2 separate regions of the Homo sapiens genome follow, and region 1 is linked to region 2. Evidence: chromatin loops called from intact Hi-C (ENCODE). Cell type or tissue: heart right ventricle. All regions are shown on one strand. Links, peaks and the distances in the headings refer to the core of each region. The heading gives the core; the rest is flanking DNA.

Region 1 (5,363 bases), core at 306-5,305, 240 kb before region 2:
GTGCAAATGGTCCCAGGGAACTGCAAAGCAGAAAACACCATGTCCAGCAGTTTCTGTGGCCAAGCTCTGCTGCTGACCAACAGGACACCACGTGCCTTGGGACTGGCACTGCATGACTGTGAGATGGTGACCTGGAGAGTGGGGAGGGGCCTGTGGGGCACAGCTGGGCTGGTCAGGAAAGGGGAGGAGGCCCACCTGGGTGGCAGGCAGGCCCTGGGGAGGGAGAGGGGGGAGAGAGGGCTCTGAGCAAAGGCAAGATGAGGTTGGAGCCGGGTGACCCAGGGTCCGAGTGACAGGTGAGGGCGGGTCCCAGAGCCCACGGGGCATCCTCGCTCCCAACATCCCTGGACCACTGCTTCCCGGGGTCAGTCCCCAGCGACACACGTGACTTCCAGTCCGGGAAGCTGTGTGGACAGCTCCACAGAGAGTAAGGTTAGCTGTGGCTCGTGTGGTGGCCAAGGCTGCTGTCGTCTTTTTTATTTTTCTTCTTAATCACTCCCCCACCCGCTCTTTGGCCTCCACGGTGACTTAGGGAGCTGCCAGGGCTGGGGGAGGCTGCCTGGCACCACTTACCCTGAGCCCCCCTTGGGGTCAAGGACAAGGTCAGGGCCACCCCGGAGGCACAGGCATGGGGCCCTGGCGGGAACCTGTGCCCATCGGCCAGCGTCAGTCTGTTCCCTGAGCACCAAAACGCCGCTCTCTCTGCTGCTCCTTCCTGTTGGGGTTTAGAGGGGGGGGAAGCCGTCACGGTGCGAGCTGAGGAGCTCCTGGAAGACGGTTGCTTGTTCTCAGCAAGGCAGGACCCATCGGCTCCTCAGAAATGCACAGACCAGAGCCCAGGAACGGCACTTGTCCACAGCAGGACAGACACCAAGTCTCTGCAAAATGGCTTTTCCATGGAATACGCCAACATCTCCACTGGGCGGGGAAGCTCTCCAAGGGCAGAAACACATTTTACCCATGTGGAAAAGATCAGATAAGAAATGTTCTAAGTACCTGCTGAGTAATTGGGTTTTCCATGCAGTTCCGATTCGCACAGACTGGTGGTGGCTTTTACTCTGTGAAGAACACAGATGAACATGTGACATGTGACGGATGAACAAGATGACATGTGGATGAAACATGTTTTGATGGTAGAAATTAATAATGACAGGTATTGCTGTCACACCTGAGCAGTGAAGACAGAAACAATAGTTCACTCTTGTTTAATTCTTTATAGTGTGGAAAGTTATTTTCTCAGTTACAGGTTTACTGAAAATATTGTCACGTCACTTTTCAGGCCAATGAAGGGCTAATGAATTTGCTTCAGAAAGTAGAAGGATAAAATCATAGGATGATTTTTAGAGCTTATATTTTTTTCCTGGAAGGCCAGAAAGAAAATACGGTCCATTCTCATGACTCCAGGTAGTTATGTTCCAGGAAGTGAACACTGAGGTGAGTTGGAGACCAACTCACACGGGACATGTGTGTGTACCCACACACGCATCACACTGATCTGAATCTTAAATCCCAACAACTCACCCTGGTAGATTCTATTTTCTTTTGCTTTTCAAAAGAGAAACAGTAAGTAGCGCTGCCCCACCAGCAGGTCCCAGAGTTGAGTTCAAACCCATCTGACTGGCCCCACAGCCACAGCTCCGGTGCTGCCCTCCTCTCTGTCCTCTGGGCACCTCCAGGAGGCCCATGACTAACACAAGACTCACAATGCCCCATCTATGTCCATGAATGGCTGCAAAGCACAGGGTGTGTTGACATGGGGGTCCCAGTGAATTATGGCGAGCAGAGGAATTCACAGAATGGGCTTCAGGAAGAGGCAGATCAAGATCATGTCACAAAACCCCTGTGGGAAAAGCTGTGGAAGACTGGGGGGCTGTTGGGGGCTGCTAGGGGCCGCTGCTGGGGGCCATGGGGGCTGCTGTTGGGGGCCGCTGGAGGCTGCTGCCACTGCCTCAGGGCTCTGATTCTGCAGAATGCACCTTGCATCTTGCACCACTGTGGTGCCCTGGACCACAGTCCTGCGGCTCAGGACTGGTGGACCACAAGGTGTATCCTGAAAGCCGGCTTCTGAATCCAGCTCAGAGCAGGGTGGGGAGAATTCCAAAAGCCTTCGGCTCATGGGAGTCAGTATTCTTGGTTTGGCAAGTTTTCTTCCCCCTTCTGAGTTTGAATAACATGTTTGTTGAGCTGAAGTTGTGTGCCAGCTTTATGTGCCTTGGGCTCCACCCCACCCTCACAGCCCCACAGGGGGTCTCGTCCAGGCCGCAGGAGGAGCGCTGTGACCTTCGGCCCCACACCTGAGCTTGTGATCCCACACCTACGCTCCACCCCAGGGCCGGGACAGGGCTGTGCGCACACAGGGCCAGGCCTGCCCTGCCCTGCTCTGACACCAGGGGGCTGCGTCCCCTCTGCTTCTAGGGTTGGGAACTCCCAGGGAAGACCGGGCTTGCCATGTGCAGTGGAAACTCCACGGTGACGGTAAGCGGAGGACAGTGTTCCAGGGTTTGCGTGGTCCCTGTAGGTGCCGGAAGACCTGGGCCCGAGCCCTGCAGAGACCCCAGGTCCTTTTCTGTGCACCTATGTAGCATTTACTTCTTTTCCCTTTAGAATTCTATGTTCCTCCCTTGCACTCTACATTTCCATCCTTTAAAATAAGGTACATACATTTAATTTAAAACCTTCCAGAGATGTGTGGGCCTCAGCAGGCTGACCCGTGTCCTGGCCGTCCCTGGAGCTGCCCTCTGTCCACCCTCAGACAGCAGCAGTGAGGTGGGGCTAGCAGGGCCCAGGCAGAAGCTGCTCATAAGCAGAAATGAGTAACGAACGTGGAAACCAACACAGCATGAAAACCTTCAAATAACCGCTGCTGCTGTCAGACTGTAGAGCTGTCTAAACGGTTATCTGAAAGAGGTCAAAGGTGAGGATGGAACTCACGCCCACAACAGAGACCACCGTGAGTGCCGGCAAGGTGGCCTTGGGGCCTGCAGACAGAAGCCCTTCACAGTCAACCCTGGACACTGAGCAGGGCGTCCCAGAGCCTCCAAGGTCCTCCTTTGCAGGTCCCCTGGGGCGAAAGGGCCCTCGGCCGTATCCTCTGCATCGGGAAGCCAGCAGGCGTGTGACGGGGTCCTCCCAGAGGGGGCTCAGTGGCGGGTCCTGGTGCTCCCACGGAGGGCACGGGTGTGAATACAGAAGATGTGCTGCCCGTCAAAGGCGCCAAAGAACAGGAGGGACGGCAGCGTGCCGGGTGCTGCTGAGTCCCAGATCTCAAACTAGTTCGGGAGCCTGGACTCTGACAAGGTCAGTCAAGACCGCATCTAAAAAATGAAATTGAATACTAATGGAAGTTAAGGAATGCAGCTAGAATTCAAAGTCGGACCACAAGGCAACACACGTGACTGCAACTTAAGATCACCCCAACGCGCCTGCCACAGCAGGTACAGCAGTAAAGGCAGCGCCCAGAACAGGGCGGGGACGTCTGCTCCGGTCTGCACAGCTCCATCTGCTGTGAACATCCCCGGGGCTGTCCATGCACAGAGGAGGAGCATCGGAATCAGGACATATCTGGAAACCGTAACCCGGGGCAAGGCAAACAGAGCAGAGAGCGCTCAGCCAACACAGGGCCGTGGCAACCCCAGGCAGTGAGATTCGAGTCACACCACGAAGAATCTGCTCTCAAGGTTCTGTCTGAACCCAGCAATGTTTTCCGTGTGGGGTTTGTGCAGCCTCAGCCAATCACTCCTGGGCGCTATGCCAGAGATTCCCACTGGGCTGGCTGGGGAGCTGAATTCGACGCCTGCTAAGATTCCTTTCCCACTCAGTATTTGCTACCCACAGAGTGGGGAGGCCACGAACAAAGCGGGCTGCCCAGTGGCGGCTGCAGGATCGCGCGGCAAGGCTGAGCTGCACTTGGTTACCAGGGCCTGGGCCTGCAGCGCCGAGGGGCCGAGGACAAGTCGGGTGGGTCTCGGAGTCACAGAGCAGGAGCACCTCACCGACAGCCAAGGACCCGGGGGCTGAGGGCCAGGGGGCAGGGGCAGGGCCGGCCCAGACCACCCCTCTGCCCTGCGCTCAGCCCCGCCCCATCAGGCTGTCCCAGGAGGAAGTGGCAGGAGCGGCAACTCGCCCAGGTGGCCGGGGAAGGGGTCCTGCACGATTCTCTGAGAGGAAGTTGGATCTCCGGCATCCTGGCGGCCCCGGCCCTACCTCACTCCTGCAAGATTCTCTGAGAGGAAGTTGGATCTCTGGCATCCTGGCGGCCCAGCCCTACCTCACTCCTGCACGATTCTCTGAGAGGAAGTTGGATCTCTGGCATCCTGGCAGCCCCGGCCCTACCTCACTGGTGTGTTCCCAGCAGGTGGAACACAGTTTCTATAGGCACAGCATTTGCATCTCTCCCAGCACGCAAGGCAGACTTAACACATTCTAGGAAACTATAGACACGAATCCCCAAGGGCAGGGGTCCCCAGCCCCCAGCCACAGATTGGTACCCGTCCATGGCCTCTAGGAGCCAAGCTGCATGGCAGGAGGTGGGCCCTGCGCAAGCGAGTGAAGCTTCATCTATATTTACAGCCACTCCCCACTGCTCGCGTGACCGCCAGAGCTCCACTGCCTGTCAGCTCAGCTGGGGCATGATTCTCACAGGACTGTGAACCCTGTTGTGAACTGTGCATGTGAGGGAGAGCCCTAGGTTCGAGCTCATGAGAATCTAATGCCTGATGATCTGTCACTGTCTCCCATCACCCCCACCCCCGCCATGGGGCCGCCTAGTTACAGGAAAACAAGCTCAGAGCTACCACTGGTTCTACATTATGCCAAGTTGTATAATTATTTCATTATATATTACAATGTAATAAAACAGAAATGAAATGCATAGTGAGTAAACGTAATGTGCTTGAATCATCCTGAAACCATCCCCCCACTCCCAGTCTGTGGAAAAATTGTCTTCCACCAAACTGGTCCCTAGTACCAACAAGCTCGGGGACCAACAGGGTGTTTTCTACTTCTGAAAGGCTGAGGGAGCTGTGGGTAGGCCTGGGTTGGCCAGGGACGAGGACCAGCTGGAGGGGCAGCTGTGCCGTTCACCCTCCATCTGCCCACCAGGGACGCATCTCTCCGGCATGTCCTGCAGCCGGGAACTACCTCCACTTGTCCATAGACAGACGGTGTGAAGGGCGGGCAGCCAAGAGATGGAGAAAGGCAGGGGCCACAGCCAGCTCCGCATTTTCTTGAGGACACGGGGTCAGGACACTTATTCTGAAACTGGTTCTGTAACAGGATGATTTAGGAATGAATCGATACAGGCAACGTTTGGTGCCAGTTTGCAAATACGAGTTTGAAAAACATTGTTTCATCTAATCGCTGCT
Region 2 (5,363 bases), core at 313-5,312:
CAGGCACCCAGCCGTTGGGAGCTGCTTGGCTCAGGCACCCAGCCGTTGGGAGCTGCTTGGCTCAGGCACCCAGCCGACACAGAAAGGCAGCCCGTGCCCATGGCAGGGCTGGGCAGAGAAGCCTGTGCTCCATGCTGCAGAAAGCCAGTCTTGGCAGGCGTTCGTGCTGGCGGCCGGTGAGGCCAGCGGGCAGGTCCTGTTTACCATCCAAGCGGGGCTACTGCCCAGCTCTGGGCACCTCCCCCACCAGTCAACGGGGCAGAGAACAGGCCAGGCCCCTGCGCCTCACTCGGTAACCAGTTCCCTTTCCACAGTGGCCTCTGGGGCCGCTCCCACACTTCGCCTCGCATCTGGGGTGAGACGAGTGGCCAGGAATGGAGCTGCTGTTTTGCCCCTTCCCTGTGCCTTTCCTTCTCCCCAAGGACCCGGCGGGGGTGGCTTCCCTACTTTCCATGGGAGAGAGTGGCTGGGAGAGGTGGAGCCTCCCTGATGGCCTCGGATGAGCCCCCAGCTCTCTCTGAGCTGCAGTGTCCTGTCTGCAACCCTGCCGCCTGTGCGGCAGGGAAAGCTGCAGGGAATGGGATACACCTGTGTTGGGGGGCGGTGCCTGATGGTTCACTCCCAGCACTGACCGTGTTGGACAGCTGATGGGTGCTGCACTCACCTCTCCCCGTGACACTGCCACTCAGGGCAGGGTCAGCACACATCGCTGCACACATCACTGCACACATCACTACAGGGCACCACGTGTCCATGGGCTTTGGAGGGTCACGGCCATGAGACAGAGGCTGAGGGAGACTGAGAGAAGTGAGTGACGGAGACTGAGACAGAGACAGAGGGACAGAAACTAAGAGGGAGAGAGACAGAGACTGAGGGAGAGAGAAAGGGAAACAGAAAGAGACAGACTGAGAGAGAGACAGAAAGGGAGAGACAGAGACTAAGAGAGAGAGAGAGAGACTGGTAGGCAGAGACAGAGACTGAGAAAGACAGACAGACGGGGAGACAGAAAGAGAAACAGCAGTGGGAGGGGGAAGGCTGCTGAGCAAGCTTGGAGGGTGCTGGTCATGGGTGCCCCACCAGCCTCCCTGTCTGACCCTCCCCAGTTTGTTCCCTGAGCCTGAGCAATGCCTCTCCCCGGGAGGCGACCCATGCAGAAGGGACTGTGCTCCGTTGTGGGGCCCAGGCACTGTCCAGCAGGCGGAGGTGTGTGTGAAGAGGTGGGTGGGCCCTGACCCCACCCTTCAGGGGTGGCCGCCCTCGGCCAGCCGATGTGGGCCCCCGGGCTCCCCTCATGAGGTGCACAAGAGGTTTCCCCAGACACACGGCCCCTTTCCAGGACCAGATAAGAGAATCTCGAAGGACACAGTAGAAAAACATGTTCCATTGGTTTTTATGATTAAAATTTTTAACAATTCAGTATTGATACAAAGTAAACACTTAACAACAGTGGCAGGTAACGCCATTTCCCAGACACCTTTTGGGTTCTGAAAAGTGGTTTCCAGAACCTTCCTTTACCTACTCGGGCTCTGTGTGGCCCAACACCCTGCTGTCACTGCGGGGCCCCTGGGTCTCGGAGGGTGGAGACCATGGCTAGGAAGGTCAGCCAAGGTCTGGGCCCCTGCAGCCTCCCTCTCGCTTACTGTTTTCCCTTCTTTTAGAGAGGGGTGGTCCTCTTGGGGTTCCCATTCCAGCAGGACCACTCAGCACAGGTTGGGTCAGACTCAGGCCCAGCTCTGGCGCCGCCGTCCCAACCTGGGGCCACGGCTCTGGGCTCCTTACAGGAAATGCCATGACAAACAGGCGTTCTTTCTCAGACCTAACTCAAGTGCTGTCCTGCTAACTACATGGGACCTGCTGAAACCGAAATGAACCGAGATTCCAGTTCTGTGCAGAGATGGCTGGACCTGCGTTGGGGACATGCCTGGACCACCCAGCCCACTGGCCTTCACTGGTCTGAAAGGTTGTGAGGTACACTGGTCCTAGGATGGCTCACCACGGCTCTGAGACACTGTGAGCCCGGCCATGGGCGGTGGACACGGGGTGAGGGGGTCTGGTGTTCCCACCCTGGGTCACCCCATGACCTTTGGAGGGCAGGAGGGTTCCAGGCTGCAGGAGCATGGGGGTCTGCAGCTGGCAGGCACTGCTGAGTCCCTGCTGGACCAGGGGTAGAGGAACCATCCAGGAGGAAAGCAAAAGAGGCCAGGCCTAGGGGGCAGGGCCCATTATGGGCGACTGCAGGCCCCGAACGGCAATGCTGACCATCGGTGTGCGCAGCCCCTGCCTGAGACCTTCATTTCCAGGCCCGTGCACAAGTCTGGCTCTCGAGGACTGGGGCACTCCCTGGAGGACCCACCTCCATCCCAGCTGTCAGAAGAAAAACTGCTGTTACTCACGTCGCACGGGCCTCTCCCTAGGACCCGCTGGCCCCTCAAAGCTGTGACAGCACAGACGTGGCCTGGCACCCAGCAAGGCCTCTGACACCTGATACACACGGTGGGGCCAGGCCGGATGGAGAGCATCGCTGAGCCTGCCTCTGGTTCCAAAGCTCGGGAGGCTCCTCTGCGAGGCCACCTTGTGGTGCAGAGTGGATCTGCAGCTTGAGGGGAGCTCCAGGTCCCAGCCAGACGGGGCGTGGACTCGGCGGCAGCTCCACCCAGCTGGTGTCATGGGCGTTCTGTGGGCAACAGGGTTTGGACCCTAAAAGTGCCGGTTCTGTCTGCTGCTCTGATCCGGAACAAGAGCGTCTGTCTCGTAGCAGCTACATGTGTGACACAAAAGCTCTCGTCATTTCACACGCGGTGTGGAAAACATTCTCTATGTCACAGGCACACAGAACCCACATTCACCTATCGTTTTGTAATTAAATCTTGGACCTACGCCCCAGGTGGTCAGTTCGGGCTCAGCCAAGGTGCTAATCCCCCAGGGATGGTGGGAGCAGCCTGGACCCTGGCCGTTTTCTTCTCCTGGGTCTCAGGGTGGGTCAGCATCTCCCTGCAGGGTCGGTCCTCTGTGAGCCCCCCCAGGACATCAGGCAGGTGTGAAAACTCTGACACAGCACGCAGTCTGGGAAGCATGAGTAACAAAGCCCCCACGTGGGTGACCTTGGGAGAGGCGTGTCCCCAGGATGGAGCCTTCTCTGAACGGGAGGCTGGAGCTTTCTCCTTATGGGGGCTGCTGAAGGCCCAGGGCAGGCACACCAGCGCCGCCAGCCCCAGGACCTCTGGTTGGCAGCAGAATCCGTCCTCTGGCAGTGGCCCTGAGGGCTCCTGTTTCCTGTGGTCAGAGCACCTGGCAGGGGGCTCCTGAGAGCAGGGCGGGGGCAAAGGGGGGCCAGGGATGCCTGGATCCTGGGGGAGCTGCTCCTGACAAAGGAATGCTCGAGGGAACCCGGGGAGGTGGGGTGGCCTCCTGCTGCCCTCTGACCTGACAGGCGGACCTCCTGGGAAGACGACCACCCTGGGGCCAAGGGTCCCCTGCCTCCATGTGACCCTGCCAGCCCTCTGGGTGCACTTGGTTACCAGGATGTTGAGGCTTGAGACCTTTGGGAGCTACAGGCGGGCCGGGGAGGGAGGCTGCCCAGCAGATGCTTGATGGGGGTGGGGCCAGGCGAGCTGTTGCTTCAGAAGCATCTAGAACAAGGCGGTGAGCTGGTCAGGCAGCCTGGTGGTGGCGGCAGGCCAGGCGATGTGAGCTCCCCTTGGCTACTTTAGGGTCAGCCAAGGAAAGGTCTTTCCTTATGTAAGGAGCATTTTGCCTGTCAGAAAACCAGCCTGAGGCCTGAGGCTTGGGGGTTTTGTTCTGACCACAGGGAAGAAACTGCTGGGTGGAATGGTGTTGGCATGAGGGGTCTGGGGACGTGGACTCTCCAGGGCGTGCCATGCTCCATCTAAGTCTCTCAGGTTCTTAGGGCTCCCTCAAAACCCAAACCTCCACTGCTGCTGCCATCCAGGAGGGGCCCGGGCATCTCCCCAGAACCGGGGATGGACGCAGGCCCAGCTAAGCCACAGCCCTCACGACACCTGGCAAAAGAAGAGGTCTCTCTGGAAGGTGATGGGGATGCGGCTCCCGTCTGATCAGCCTCTCCTGAGTCGCCTCCCTGCTGTCCTCAAGGGGATGACATCTGTACCTGCCCGGTTGTGTCTGGGGCAGATGCCGGCACCCCTTCCTCACCTCTGAATGTAAAAACACTCTTGCTGGGCACTGGGGAGCCTTGTAGACTCATCCACGAATGGGGTCAATCTGAAGGCCGGCACCCTGGGGCCGTGGGAGGGTCCTGGGGAGGGCTAGAGCTCACTGCGGGAGCCCCAACCTTGTCCAAGCACAGTCCCAGGATGGCTCCTCCCAGGGCTTGGTTTAGAAACCACCTCGCTGACCACCAGCCCTGAGCATTCAGGATGGTGGGGCCACACACCCTTCCTGGGGGTCCCAGTACTGAGGTGGGGGAGGAAATCACACACCTTCCCAGCTCCCAGTGCTGAGGCATGGACGGGGGGCAGGAATCCCCACACCATCCCTGGGGGGTCCCAGTGCTGAGGCGTGGGTGGGAGTGGTGGAGCTCACCACCCAGGATTGCTCAGGCAGCTTGGAAGGAGGCACTGGTGGTCGAGGCGAGGGGGCCGCTGTGGGGCTGTGGCCACAAACCCTTCCTGGGCAGGGCTGGGGAGGCATCAGGAAGTGACTCTGGGAGATGCTGGGCCAGGCCAGGGCTCCAGGGCTGTCCCTCCACGTGCTTGGCGACGACTCCGCGCTAGCGTCACTGCGGATGGGGACGCATCGGGGCTGTCTCCCACGTCCCCTGTGGGCCCCTCAGCTCCCAGCGCCCCCAGTGCTGGGCGGAAGTGGCCTCACGTGGCGGGGTGAGTGACCCTGAGGGACCCAGTGGCCGCCTCTCCCACTTCTCAGCACCTGCTTCAGCTCACGGGTCCAGAACCCTGGAGAAATGAGAACACGTGTTCGCCATCTAAATGAAACCTTCGTGTCTGCTGGTGAAGCCCATGAGGCCTGATTCAGACAGAAGCATTACTCTGCCTGGAAACAGGTGTTTCCTAACCCTGCCTTCTGGAAATCAGAGCCAAATCCCAGTGTGGACAGAAGGCCAGAGAGAGAGGTGCCCAGGGCCAGCTGGTGTGGACGTAACTCGGTGGGCCTCTTCTGCCAGCAGGAAGCCTCTGTTTCACACCAGGGCTGGCTCCAGGACAGTTTGGAGTGCACGAGAAACTCAAAAAACAGAAAATGAGGCCAAAGAGCCCCATGGGTTAAATAAAAAGCAGGAGCAAGATGGCCTCCCAGGGCTGGGCACCTCCTTCCCCACAGACACCTCAGCCCTGCAGGGTGGCCTTTGCATCTGCCCAGACCAAGTCACA

The links. Peaks named below come from ENCODE experiments on the same cell type or tissue, not always from the same donor. Only the 100,000 strongest peaks of a DNase experiment are listed, where the experiment ranks them.
Region 1: a loop joins it to region 2, with 4 times the contacts of the local background. A loop is called at or near these places in 15 of 110 quality-filtered maps.

What each region holds. Positions count from the first base shown.
Region 1 is chr5:428,158-433,520 of GRCh38, reverse strand. It overlaps AHRR (aryl hydrocarbon receptor repressor), which reads right to left. Exons shown (of 11, transcript NM_001377236.1): 9 at 997-1,058; 10 at 574-715. It overlaps PDCD6-AHRR (PDCD6-AHRR readthrough (NMD candidate)), which reads right to left. Exons shown (of 13, transcript NR_165163.2): 11 at 997-1,058; 12 at 574-715. Among named protein-coding and RNA genes, the nearest start is that of EXOC3-AS1, 12 kb to the left of the region's middle. RefSeq lists enhancers at 2,124-2,243, 2,384-2,663. In heart right ventricle, for the core only: a CTCF peak has its summit at 2,379 (motif pointing right); no DNase peak of the experiment used is centred there; H3K27me3 peaks cover 2,651 bases.
Region 2 is chr5:185,978-191,340 of GRCh38, reverse strand. It overlaps PLEKHG4B (pleckstrin homology and RhoGEF domain containing G4B), which reads right to left. Exons shown (of 20, transcript NM_052909.5): 20 at 1,375-5,363. Among named protein-coding and RNA genes, the nearest start is that of LRRC14B, 2.8 kb to the left of the region's middle. RefSeq lists enhancers at 132-181, 2,247-2,386, 2,433-2,727, 2,687-2,866 and a silencer at 4,953-5,247. In heart right ventricle, for the core only: CTCF peaks have their summits at 2,380 and 2,590; a DNase peak (open chromatin) is centred at 2,580; H3K4me3 peaks cover 902 bases; H3K27ac peaks cover 2,099 bases.